2 separate regions of the Mus musculus genome follow, and region 1 is linked to region 2. The links are chromatin loops, found by intact Hi-C in ENCODE. Cell type or tissue: left cerebral cortex. All regions are shown on one strand. Each heading gives the region's core, and the rest is flanking DNA. Links, peaks and the distances in the headings are about the cores only. Region 1 overlaps Shank2 (SH3 and multiple ankyrin repeat domains 2). Region 2 overlaps Shank2 (SH3 and multiple ankyrin repeat domains 2).

Region 1 (5,372 bases), core at 85-5,084, 92 kb after region 2:
CTTGGGGAATGTGTGGTCCAGTGCTGGCCAAAAGAAACCATTGGGGAGCCACCTATGCAGCCGAGAAGAGGGGACCTGCATGGCCTCTGCCACACCCATTAGGCTATAACCATGTTGCCACCATCCTCCTGTCACCGGACTACGGCAGAGCCAAGGCCATGGCTGCCATGCAGCCTATGACACACCTTCCTAAAGACACATAAAGGAACCAGATTGCACGGGACCAGGCCCACGGTCGCTTCCAGAAGGAAGCTTTGGTCTCTGCTCCGTTTCCTCTGGCCCTTTGCCAGGACTACCTCAAAGGCAGGCAGAGCTCCATTAAAACCCAAACTGGTCAGCAGAGGTGGCCAGTGTCTGAACATGGGTGTACCATTCCCTCTCCCTTAATCCCCCTTGGGGTTGAGGATTTGGAAGGAGCTGGGTCATTGCTCTGGATGAACACCTGCCCCTCTGCTGCATCACCCCACCCAGGGGCAGACGTCACAAAGAAATCACTGCCAGCTGCGCCCGATGGGCCGTTTCCAGCCTCACGTAGGGCTTAACAAGCTACCTTCATTGGGATGGGGGGGGGGGTAGAATAAACACATTCTTCCTAAGTCCAAACAGAAGGTTCTAGAACAGCCCCCTGTGTGGTTTCAGGATGGTACTCGGCAGCCTTGCAGGCCCCACCCTCACTCATGGCCTTTCTGTTTTTGTTCCTTGTGTGATGTACACTCGTGCTGTCTTTCCGCTTCCGTGTGTGTAGTGCTCAGCCTCTCTGGCTGACAGTTGAGCTCAGGTTTCATCGGTTTGACTAATGAAGTCTTTCTTTATTCTCCCGCTGGGCAGGCATCTGATTCAAACAACCGAGCCCATTAATCAGGGACATCACACTGCATCTGAGTCTTGAGGTTTGGGCTGTGAGCCACAATTCTTCCTGTTACCTTTTGGTGTGGTTGTAAATGGAGGACTTGGACGGCTCCTTAACTCCTTTGAGAAATACTGATTGGCGGCTGTTGTAAAGAAGTGTGCGGATGCCACCGCTTGGTAATGGGAAACCTGCTACAGGTGGTGTGCAGAAGCAAGCTCCCGTGGCTCCCTGCTAGCTTGGGCGGGCCTGCAGAAACCCTCCACTCTGGTGGGTGGGAGGTGGGGTAACCACACACCTGCATATTTTAAACATGTCCAGGAGTCTCACAGCAACCTTGGAATATGCTTGGTTCATATTTTTCCTCTATAGAGTCTTTTATGCCACAGCCTCTTGTGAAAGTAATATTTGCAAGCCCTTGGGGTGGCGTCCCTCACGACTGGGCAGCATGATCCTGTGTGTTAAGTCCATTCTTCAGAGAGGCCGAGCAGGTATTGCAGCCTCTCTCTAAAAGTGAGGTTACAATAGCTGCCCAGTCTTCAACAGGAGAAAAGCTGAGGTGGCCGCTGGCATTGGGAAGGTGCGGGGGGGGGGGGGGGGGTTGCAGGGGAATTCTGAATCGCAGCAGATGACCCTTGCTGCCTTTCTTTTTCTGGTTAGACAATGTCTGGTGGCTCCCAGGAGAGGGAAGGAGACTTACCCTCCACTGGGGGCTGGGACTATTGTCTTTCCCTACTCCAGGTAGGTGCCAGATGTGGGCTGGGTGCTCAGAGAGAGCATCACTAGCACTCAAAAACTGGCTCCACCCAGCCAGTCTATTCCTGGCGCAGACCTCTCAGAGCAAGGACTTTAGCCAACGCCTACAAAGGACCAACAAACATTGGCCATTCTGTCACATAGGTACCAGCAACGTGGCCATCAACCAGCAGAGAGAGAAATCTGAGGCAAAGAGTCAAAGGGACTGTATGGGAAGGTTCTAGAAGCTGAGGCTGGGGGTTGGCTTCGGAAAAAGGGATCACCACTGAAGACCATCTACAAGACTGAGCTCCTGGGAAGAAAGGAACCGCCATTAGACCTAGAACTCCCCTGCTAATGAGGGGAGAGATGACTGTTGTTGACCTCAAGCAGTAGAGGAAACACAGGCCTCTGACCCTCCTTTTCAAATCTAAGGATTGCACTGGGTTGGGCATGGGCTTAGGGTCCTGGGATGCCAGCAGCAACTGCGAGACACAGAGGGCCACAGGCTGGGGTAGCCGTTCACAGAACCATGCATGCATCCTGTATGGGATATGCAGGTGACCGAGCTCTGCCTCTTGCCTTGGTGCACTGGCCTCTTGCCTACATTGCTCAGACACCTCTCCGTTGCCTTCACTGCCAGGCCCAGGATGACAACTAGAGATTCACTCAGTCTGAGCATCTTGCTAATGCCACTTGTAAATGCTTCTAAAAGTTAAGTTGTGGACCACCCTGGGCCAAATGAGGTTCAGAATCAAAAGGAGAGAAAGAAAATGAAGGTTTCAAGAGATAACTGAAAGCTGGCCATGCTCTCTGACGTGACACACATTAAGGCAGAGAGACCCTGTTTCCTCAAGCATGACTGCTCACCAAGGAAAGCCTGGCTCTCAGCGTGTTCCTCAGTGGTTCCACCACATGGGCAAGAGCTTTGCTGTGCTTGTAAATTGAAATAATGGGCCTTTTGCTACTTGGCAGCTCCAAGAGACCTCGTCTTATGCTGGCACCAGGACAGGATCCAGGAAGAGCAGAGAGTTAGAAGGCCTGGCATTTGCTTCCTGGGGTGTAAGCAATCTAACTTTAGGATACCCGGGGTTTAGTATACCCAGTAGACTGACCCCAAGATCAAGACAGTGTGGAATTTAGACATATTTAACTACAAATATATTGAAAAAGTCAGCTGGAACTCTCTTTCAATATATTTGTGTATATGTTAGTGTATGATATCAGAGCCACTGAAAGACCATGGTGCAAAGCCGTGAGCAATTCTGGCTATAGGCCTGATGCTGAAACCTGTTCTCTTCCAGCATCCTTGGGAAAACCTCAGCTTGCGTTCATCTCCCCCTAGAGCACAGGGTAGGGAGTGCTCCAGGGAGTCCCCACCGCTCCTCTCCGAGGGTGTGGCGTATGCAAACATGGATATGCAAACATTTCATGGGTAACCTTGGCATGTCCTTCAGTTGGACAGGGCTTTTGGCTTTCAGAGCCTCCTGTCATCTGAATCTGGCCCACAGTGGAGGCAGCAGGCCTGACACACATTTTTACTGCTTCATGGATCTAAGCAGAGCACTTAGGTGTCCTGGTTAAAGTGCATAGGGCCAATGACGAGCCATGGTAGGGAGTTTACTAAGCTGCTACCACTGTCTACAGCCCAGTACCAAGCCCAAGAAAGAAGAGACAAGAGGACATCACCACAGAGGATTCTGCAGTACAGTCCTCCACAGCTGGGAAACGTAGTCATTGTCATCCACTCAGGCAGCTTGTTGATGGCCCAGGACACCAGGCGCCATATGGCACTCAGAATTTGTCATTTAAGAGAAGCACGTCCCTGTTAAGAAAGCATAGCCAGTGTTCCCTTGGGGAATGCCAGCTCTTGAGGTGAGAAATGGCCAAAACGAAACAACAGAACTATATGTAACAAGTACCACGGAGAAGACCAGGCTCCAAAAGGGCAGAACTAGGATGGAGCTGGCACTCAGAGGAAGGGTATTTCAGTGACCTAAAGTTCACACCGGAACCAGTTATGCAGAAACCAGAAGCATGGAGCCCAGGACATGATGGGTGGAGCATGTGAGGCTAGGCCAGATCAGACTCTCCATGCCCGTGGGGGGAGTCAGCGTCAACCCACCAGGCAGGGGAGTGGGCAGGCTGTGGGGACACAGGATTGCATCCAAGGGATGAAAACCACGCACAGACTTATCATGGCTTACCAGGAGTGGACTCCAGTTTGTTGACACTCCCGGGATGCGTGTCACATGAGGAAGATGCTTTCAAGGTCTGTGCTGAAGACAGGTGGTTTCTGTTGCTAGAGACAAGAGGTACCTTGGAGACACTGGAGAGCTAGACCCGGCTGCCTGTCTATAAGCACTGACTCCTCAAGCTGGCTGTGACCAGAGACCAGCCATCACATCACTCAACAGGATGAAACCTGTTCTCTTCCAGCATCCTTGGAAAAACCTCAGCTTGCGTTCATCTCCCCCTAGAGCACAGGGTAGGGAGTGCTCCAGGGAGTCCCCATGGCTCCTCTCCAAGGGTGTGGTGTACACTCTACTGCCAGCACTTTGTGGTGAGTCCACAAGGGGCAGAGTTCGGCCTTCACCTTTCTGAAGCACACAGGAAAGAAACAGTGGTACTGAGGAGGTACAGACACCCAAGGTCCCTGGGCAGGCAGCGCTCCAGGTGCTGATGGGGCTTCACTCAATCCCTGCCACCCCTGCTGTCCTCCCAGGGCAGTCCTCCGACCCTGGCCATTGTCCTCTGGCTCTCAGCTGGGTCACCAGTATTAATCAATACGATTGTTAAACTGCTGTGACCACCTGGTCCTAGAGCATGGGCTTCTGTTTCATGACGTCTCAAGCTCTCTGCACTGCCACACAGCTCTGGTACCTCAGTCACCAAGCAAAGCAGGAGGGTGATGGCACTGCCAGGGAGCAGCACTCAGTAGTGAGGTGAGCCCTGCTGGGGACAGCCTGGCACTTCCTGCCACTATCCACATATTAAGGTGACTAGTCTGCCAGAGTCTCTTCCTTTGACCACCAAACAAACGGCAGGTCTCCTTTTTAGAACATATTTATCTATTTGTATGTGCAGTGGATGTTTTGCTTGCTTGTGTGTGTGTGTGTGTGTGTGTGTGTGTGTGTGTGTGTGTACGTACGCCATTTACAGGTAGCACTTGCAGGGGCAGAAGAGGGCACTGGATCCTCTGGAACTGGAGTTACAGATGGTTGAACCATGTGTGTGGGTTCTGGGAAATGAACCTGGGTCCTCTACAAAAGCAGCCAGTGCTCTAAACCACTAAGCCGTCTCTCTAGACCCGTCAAGTCTTCTCTCTTGGTCTCATCCCTCTTTTGACAAGATCCTATCACAGGTAAACAGTTCTTCCTGAAAGTAGGTGCCTTCCTGTCCTGGCAACTTGTGAGCAGGGTGGGAACCCAGACAAGTGTGCTGAGCCTGAGACAGCTTCCTCGGCAGGAAAGCAGGCAGTGTCCCACAGCCATTCCTTCTGTGGTTATGTATTCTGTTCCCATTCTGGAGAGAGGCGTGGAGTGAGCAGAGTCCTCACAGTTCTCTGAGCCTGTGGTGACTGCAAGGCACCAGGATCAGAAGTGCTGAGGGGGTCCCAACTTCTGAGACTCAGGCAAACACATGACCTGGCTCTCCTTCCCGTGCCCCATTTGTGGAAGCCTAGATAGGCAGAGCAGCTTCATAAGAAAGCAGGCTGATGCCCAATGGGGTTCTATACCTGTAATGCCAACGCTAGGGAGGCTGAGGCAGGGGGATTTTGATAAGTTCT
Region 2 (5,372 bases), core at 309-5,308:
TCTCTTCCCATCAGCCCCTCCTCCCTATACTTCCAGGCACCCACCTATCCTTTCCCTGTGCTGGACCACTGCCGTTGTTCTGGGAGCCGGGCAGGTGATGTGTTTGGAGGTGGGTAGTAAATAGATGAACCAGGTTATTCCCCAAGAGAGCCATCGGTGCTCAGAGCATAACGCAGTGCCGTGTGGGCTGGTGAGGAAGGCAGGGACCTTCTTCCTAAGGTGGCTCAGAGCTCAGCTCAGAACCTGGAACTGGAAGCAGAGAAACCGCTGTCTCTTCCAAGGCTGGGAGCAGCACTGTGAAGCCCAGAGGCCCAGCTGAAGGCCAGCAAGGCTCATAGTGACCCATGTGCACCCAAGTGTCGGGAGCAGAGCAGGAGCCCTCAGAGTTCTGATTGTACTTCTACAATGAAGAAGGTGTGCAGTGGCCCAGACACATGGGGGCCTATTGCATTGGTTTGTTTGATGTCCATTTAAATGGGGAAAGTATCCCCCAAACTCATGCCACTGGGAACCTCCTTTAGAAGTGGGACCTTTGCAGAGGTTATCAGCTGAGGATGCTATCCCTGAGTGGGGTCCTTCCTCAGTTGTAGTGAAGAGAAGGGACTTGAAGGAATAGAAAAAGGGCCCAAGCCAGAAATGGGGGCTCGGGATGGGTGTTAGCCCCACCCAACAGCTGGAAGAAGGAAGAGCAAATGCTTCCCGCCTCCCAGGTCCCACTGTAGACCTCTCAGGCAGTGTCCGCATCCTCAGCTTGTGATGCTTTGCTCAGCATCCTTGGAATGCTGACAGACAGAAGCCGGAGGGCTCTGACACACGGACAGTCGCACTCAGCACTGACACCATGACACTGTAATGCAAAAGAGTCAAGCCAGTCCTCCCTCCCTCCCTCCCTTTCTCCCTTTCTCCCTTTCTCAATTCCTTCCTTCCTCCCTTCCTTCCTTCCTTCCTCCCTCCTCCCCCTCCTTCCTTTGCAGGAATCTCAGGTGAGGCTGTTATGGGCAGTTCCTGGTCCTGCTGGCCCCTACTGGGATGAAGAGGTCTGGAGTAGGTTGGACACAGACAGGACACAGAGGCTCCTGTACTGGGACATCAATCCCCTGACATGTCCTACCAGGGCCAGATGGTCCTGAAGGTGCCAAGAAGGGACACACACACACACACACACCAAGATAGATTTCCCTATTTCCCTGTGCCTATCCTCCAGCAGTGTCCCCTTCTCTGTCAGAGTCGTCTGGCTTGGCTCAGCCAGAGGGCTCAAGTCCTGTTCAGCTCCTGGGTTCCTACTATAACTTTAGACAGTTCCCTGGGCAAGTGTTGCCCATCTGTCCTGTAAGATGGGGATCCGTATGGAGGGTGTTCTGAGTACTATCCAGGACCACCATGGGGTATATATACCCCAGAAATGGGATCACCAGAAAGGTAGGGGAGGGCTGGTAGGTGTGGAACTGTGAGTCAGGAGGATGTCTCCCCACCCTGCTAGCTCTATCAAATCCCCACAACCTGTGGAATGGGTGTTGTCACCACCCTACCATAGTTGGGGAAACTGAGGCCTGACAGGTGTTCCACAGATGTCTTGTTACACCTGAGGTCACCCAGGTGTCCTTTGGAGAAGGTAGAAAGAACATAAGGTGGGGATGGGTGACACCATTCCCACAGGACACCAGTGTCTCTGCTCACTTGGCAGGCTACCTGTGCCACTTAGTTAACTGTTAGCCACCATCCTTGAAGCCCAGAAGTGCCTTAAAGGCAAAACCATATAGTGAGTTACAGCACTTCTGCATGGGAAAGGATAGAGTCTCAATGTCTGTGTGACTGCCTGGATCTCAGGGAGCCTGGCTGGCTGCTGTCAGACAGGCAACATAGACTGAACCCTGTCATACACATCGCATGCATACACACACACACAGAGAGAGAGAGAGAGAGAGAACACCACTTATACACACATATACACCATACCACTTATATACATATACATTATACACACCACACACACACATACACCATGCATAGACCACATACAAACACACACCACATCACACCACACCACACACGCATACAAACATATATACCACAGACCACACACACCATACACATCTCACACATATACACATACCACATATACATATATATCACACACACACATATACACCACACACATACTACACCACATACACCTCCATACAGACCATACCATGTATATACACGTCTACACACCACACCACTTATATACACATATATACCACAGGCCACACATACATACACATATACACACATACAAACCACAGACCACATATACACCACATACACACACACCACACTACACCATACCACACATACACACCACAGACCACACCCCCCACACATACAGACACCACACATACATCACATGCACACATGTGTACCACACACACACACACACCACCATACACACCACACACCACACACACACCACTTGTGCACTGGAGCACTCTTCTGCTCTCCTGTGCAGCAGGGCTTTAGAGGGATTTGGGGCTCAGATGAGGCCAGAATGGTGGGCCTCACAGCGGGATTAGTGCCCTCTGGGGAGATGCAGGGCTCTGCCTTCCAGAAGGACATGCTATTGCACTGGCTAGCACAGTCCCCAAATGTGAAATGTTCTCACCTCACCCCCTAGTTATGTCATGATTCCTTCAGAATTCTCCCCTCTGGTCCCCAAGGCCTCAGGTAACGAACAAGGGCATGTCTGAGTCACAGAGAAGTTTGACCTGCTTCTGAGCCCCAGATCAGACTTCTCACAGGTGAGCTCTGAGCTAAGCACCTTCTGAAGGTGAAGCATTCAGGTGGGAGCCAGGTGTCATTACAGGGCAACTAGTATTCTTGTCACTGTGATCTTAGAAAGGTTGTATCCTGACACATGGTTTGGGGGTACTGTCCATGGTGTATGGGGCAGGGCATGGAGGTTGGAATGGCTCCGCACTGTGACTGCAGGAATGAGGCTGCATGCTCTCATCTGGATGGATCAGGAAGCAGAGACAGGACAGGAAGTAGGACAGTCTATAACCCTCAAGGCCCACCCCACTTCCTCTTACTGGTTGAGCCACCTGCTCTTACCTCTAAATGTTAAAATACACGTGCCTGTTGGGGAGAGCTCACACCCAATCCTCACTCGGCACGTGTGTAGGAAGACAGACCAAGAGCAATGCCAGACCAGATGAGGTGCATAAAGTGGGGGATCCTTGCGCAAGAACCAGAAGGATATGGGGAGAAGGACGTGGGGAGGATGTGGGTGAACACATACATCCAAGGACAGAACCTGCCGTGACTAACCTCATCTACCTTCTACTGGTCACTGGGGTCAGAGGCCCACTGGGTATGATCCCTGCTCCCACCTTGAGGCTCGGTCCCCTTGACACGACCTCCAAGTTAGTAAAATAGTTCTAACATAAGTGTCCCTGTGAGCACTGGGGACAGTCCATGTCTCTGTGGAGTCTTCCACTAGGTTTCCAGAGCCATGTTTTTATTACATAGGAAGCATTCTGAGTCTTGTGATGGGAGATGGCCATGCTTTGACGTGGGCTGATTTAACTCAAACATCGCACACTGCACAGGAGCCTTAGTAATTGTGCCGAAGCATCCTCATAAGCCTCTCACATCTTGGTCTTCTTCTCCAAACACCAAGCTTGTGTTTTGTAGCTTGATTACCGAGTCCCAGCCATGCAAAAGTGTCAAGCAATACAGACCTGAGTTGGGGACTGGCCAGGACCCTACCACTTGATAGAGCCCCTTGGGAATTAGCTAAGGGTGCAGGCCTCCCGCTCCACTGGACACGAACATTGGTTTATCCTACAGACTTTGGTCTTGATTTGAACCTTTTTTCTCTGAGTAGGCTCATTGTTAAGCTTTAAAGTCACCTGGACCTAGACATGCCTTCTGTCAGACTGACCACCTCTTAACACTGTGCTGAAGGAGGCTTTATACCGAAAGTGGTTCACAACTGAACCTATGTGGTACCTGTATGTCCCCTCTTCCTGCTCAATTGTGCCTTTATCAAGTTGCCTACCTGGCAGCGGCCTCCCTGGGCATGTATACTCAGAAACCCAGCACCAATGTCCACCTGAGCTGCAAGAACCTTTGAGCTAAAAAGCTTGCTCAGACCCCATAGCTGGACACTGGAGACCTGGAGGAGTCAGGGCCCCTGGTCCACCCTTATGGCCAGTCCCATCCCCTCTGTGCTGGCTGCTTAGCCTCTCAGGCACTGCACAGCTTTGACTCCCATCCTGCCCCTGCCTTCTCCCCCGCAGGAATCACCCACATGCCCCTCCTGGACTGAAAGCTTCCCCATGGGGTCCTGGGAGTTGATTTTTGTATCACTGACAATTCTTGACTTGTGAAGCCACCCAAGATCTGTGATTCCCATTCTCTGAGTCTCTGGGAGCTCTTGGAGGGAAGAAAAATGCTTATTGGAATCTGGGTGCTGATCAAGGAGCCTGTCAGGGTGTGTCACATCCAACTGGCAGCATTTAACAGTCTTTGACCTACAAAAGTGGCTATTTCAGGTGGCTTGTACCTCAGGAGGAAAACTGAGACTTGAATCGGGAAGGGAGTGCTGATGCAGGATACAGTGAGAGCCAGGCTTGCACAACCAGAAGTGCCTCTAATACCAGGTTTCTATATACAAGCATTTTTTTAAATATAGGATCTCATATAGCCCAGGCTATCTGAGACTCAATAGATATCTGAGGATGACCTTGAACTCCTGACCTTTCTGCTTCCACCTCCCTAGTGTTAGTATTAGCAGCATGTACCTCCAGACCTAGTTAATGCTACTGGGGATGGAACCCAAGATTTTATATATGCTAAACAAGCACTCTGCTTCCTGAGCCCTATCCCTAACTCCATCTGTAATACATGCAGGATGGCAGATGCCAGTTAGACACACTTGCTCTTCCTCACCCTGACCCAGTCAAGAAGAAACCAGACCAAGGCAGGGAGAGGGGCAGCAAGCAAGTATCATTGCCCACAGGCCTGATACCATCAAAGCAGCCCCAAATCAGGCTGCGGCTTGCTCCAAGAGCCAATTCCCAGAACCAGCCTGCCAGGCCAGATGGCTGTGGCCCTGGCCATGGAACCTGTGCTCAGGAACCTTGTCACTGATGTGTCTAAGTCCTATAGGAGCCACATCATACACTTGGCATTAGCGGGTTGTCAAGAGAAGCCCAAGGGTTTGTGCTAGGCCACCCAAATGCTCAGAACATTCTGGGGTCCCACAGCACATGCCCTCTTGCACTAAAGCTGAGAGACCTAGAAACCAGCTGCATTCGTCAGCACTTGAGTCCTCCCCAGCAACTAAAGAAGCCAAAGAAGGGGGCTCAGAATCCCTGTATGGTCCATGT

Evidence for each region. Hi-C counts contacts between places; a loop is a spot of excess contacts. Peaks named below come from ENCODE experiments on the same cell type or tissue, not always from the same donor. Only the 100,000 strongest peaks of a DNase experiment are listed, where the experiment ranks them.
Region 1: it touches region 2 in a loop (2.5-fold over the local background); 3 of 42 quality-filtered maps call a loop at or near these places.

What each region holds. Positions count from the first base shown.
Region 1 is chr7:144,411,885-144,417,256 of GRCm38, forward strand. All of the region lies in intron 15 of Shank2 (SH3 and multiple ankyrin repeat domains 2), which reads left to right. It overlaps Gm34621 (a long non-coding RNA gene), which reads right to left. Exons shown (of 4, transcript XR_003946689.1): 3 at 3,790-3,884; 4 at 3,182-3,407. Among named protein-coding and RNA genes, the nearest start is that of Gm34621, 4.9 kb to the right of the region's middle. In left cerebral cortex, for the core only: CTCF peaks have their summits at 2,953 and 4,117; DNase peaks (open chromatin) are centred at 899, 1,016, 2,570, 2,961 and 3 more places; H3K27ac peaks cover 3,196 bases.
Region 2 is chr7:144,319,212-144,324,583 of GRCm38, forward strand. All of the region lies in intron 7 of Shank2 (SH3 and multiple ankyrin repeat domains 2), which reads left to right. Among named protein-coding and RNA genes, the nearest start is that of Gm14372, 85 kb to the right of the region's middle. In left cerebral cortex, for the core only: no CTCF peak of the experiment used is centred there; DNase peaks (open chromatin) are centred at 3,208 and 3,473; H3K27ac peaks cover 1,784 bases.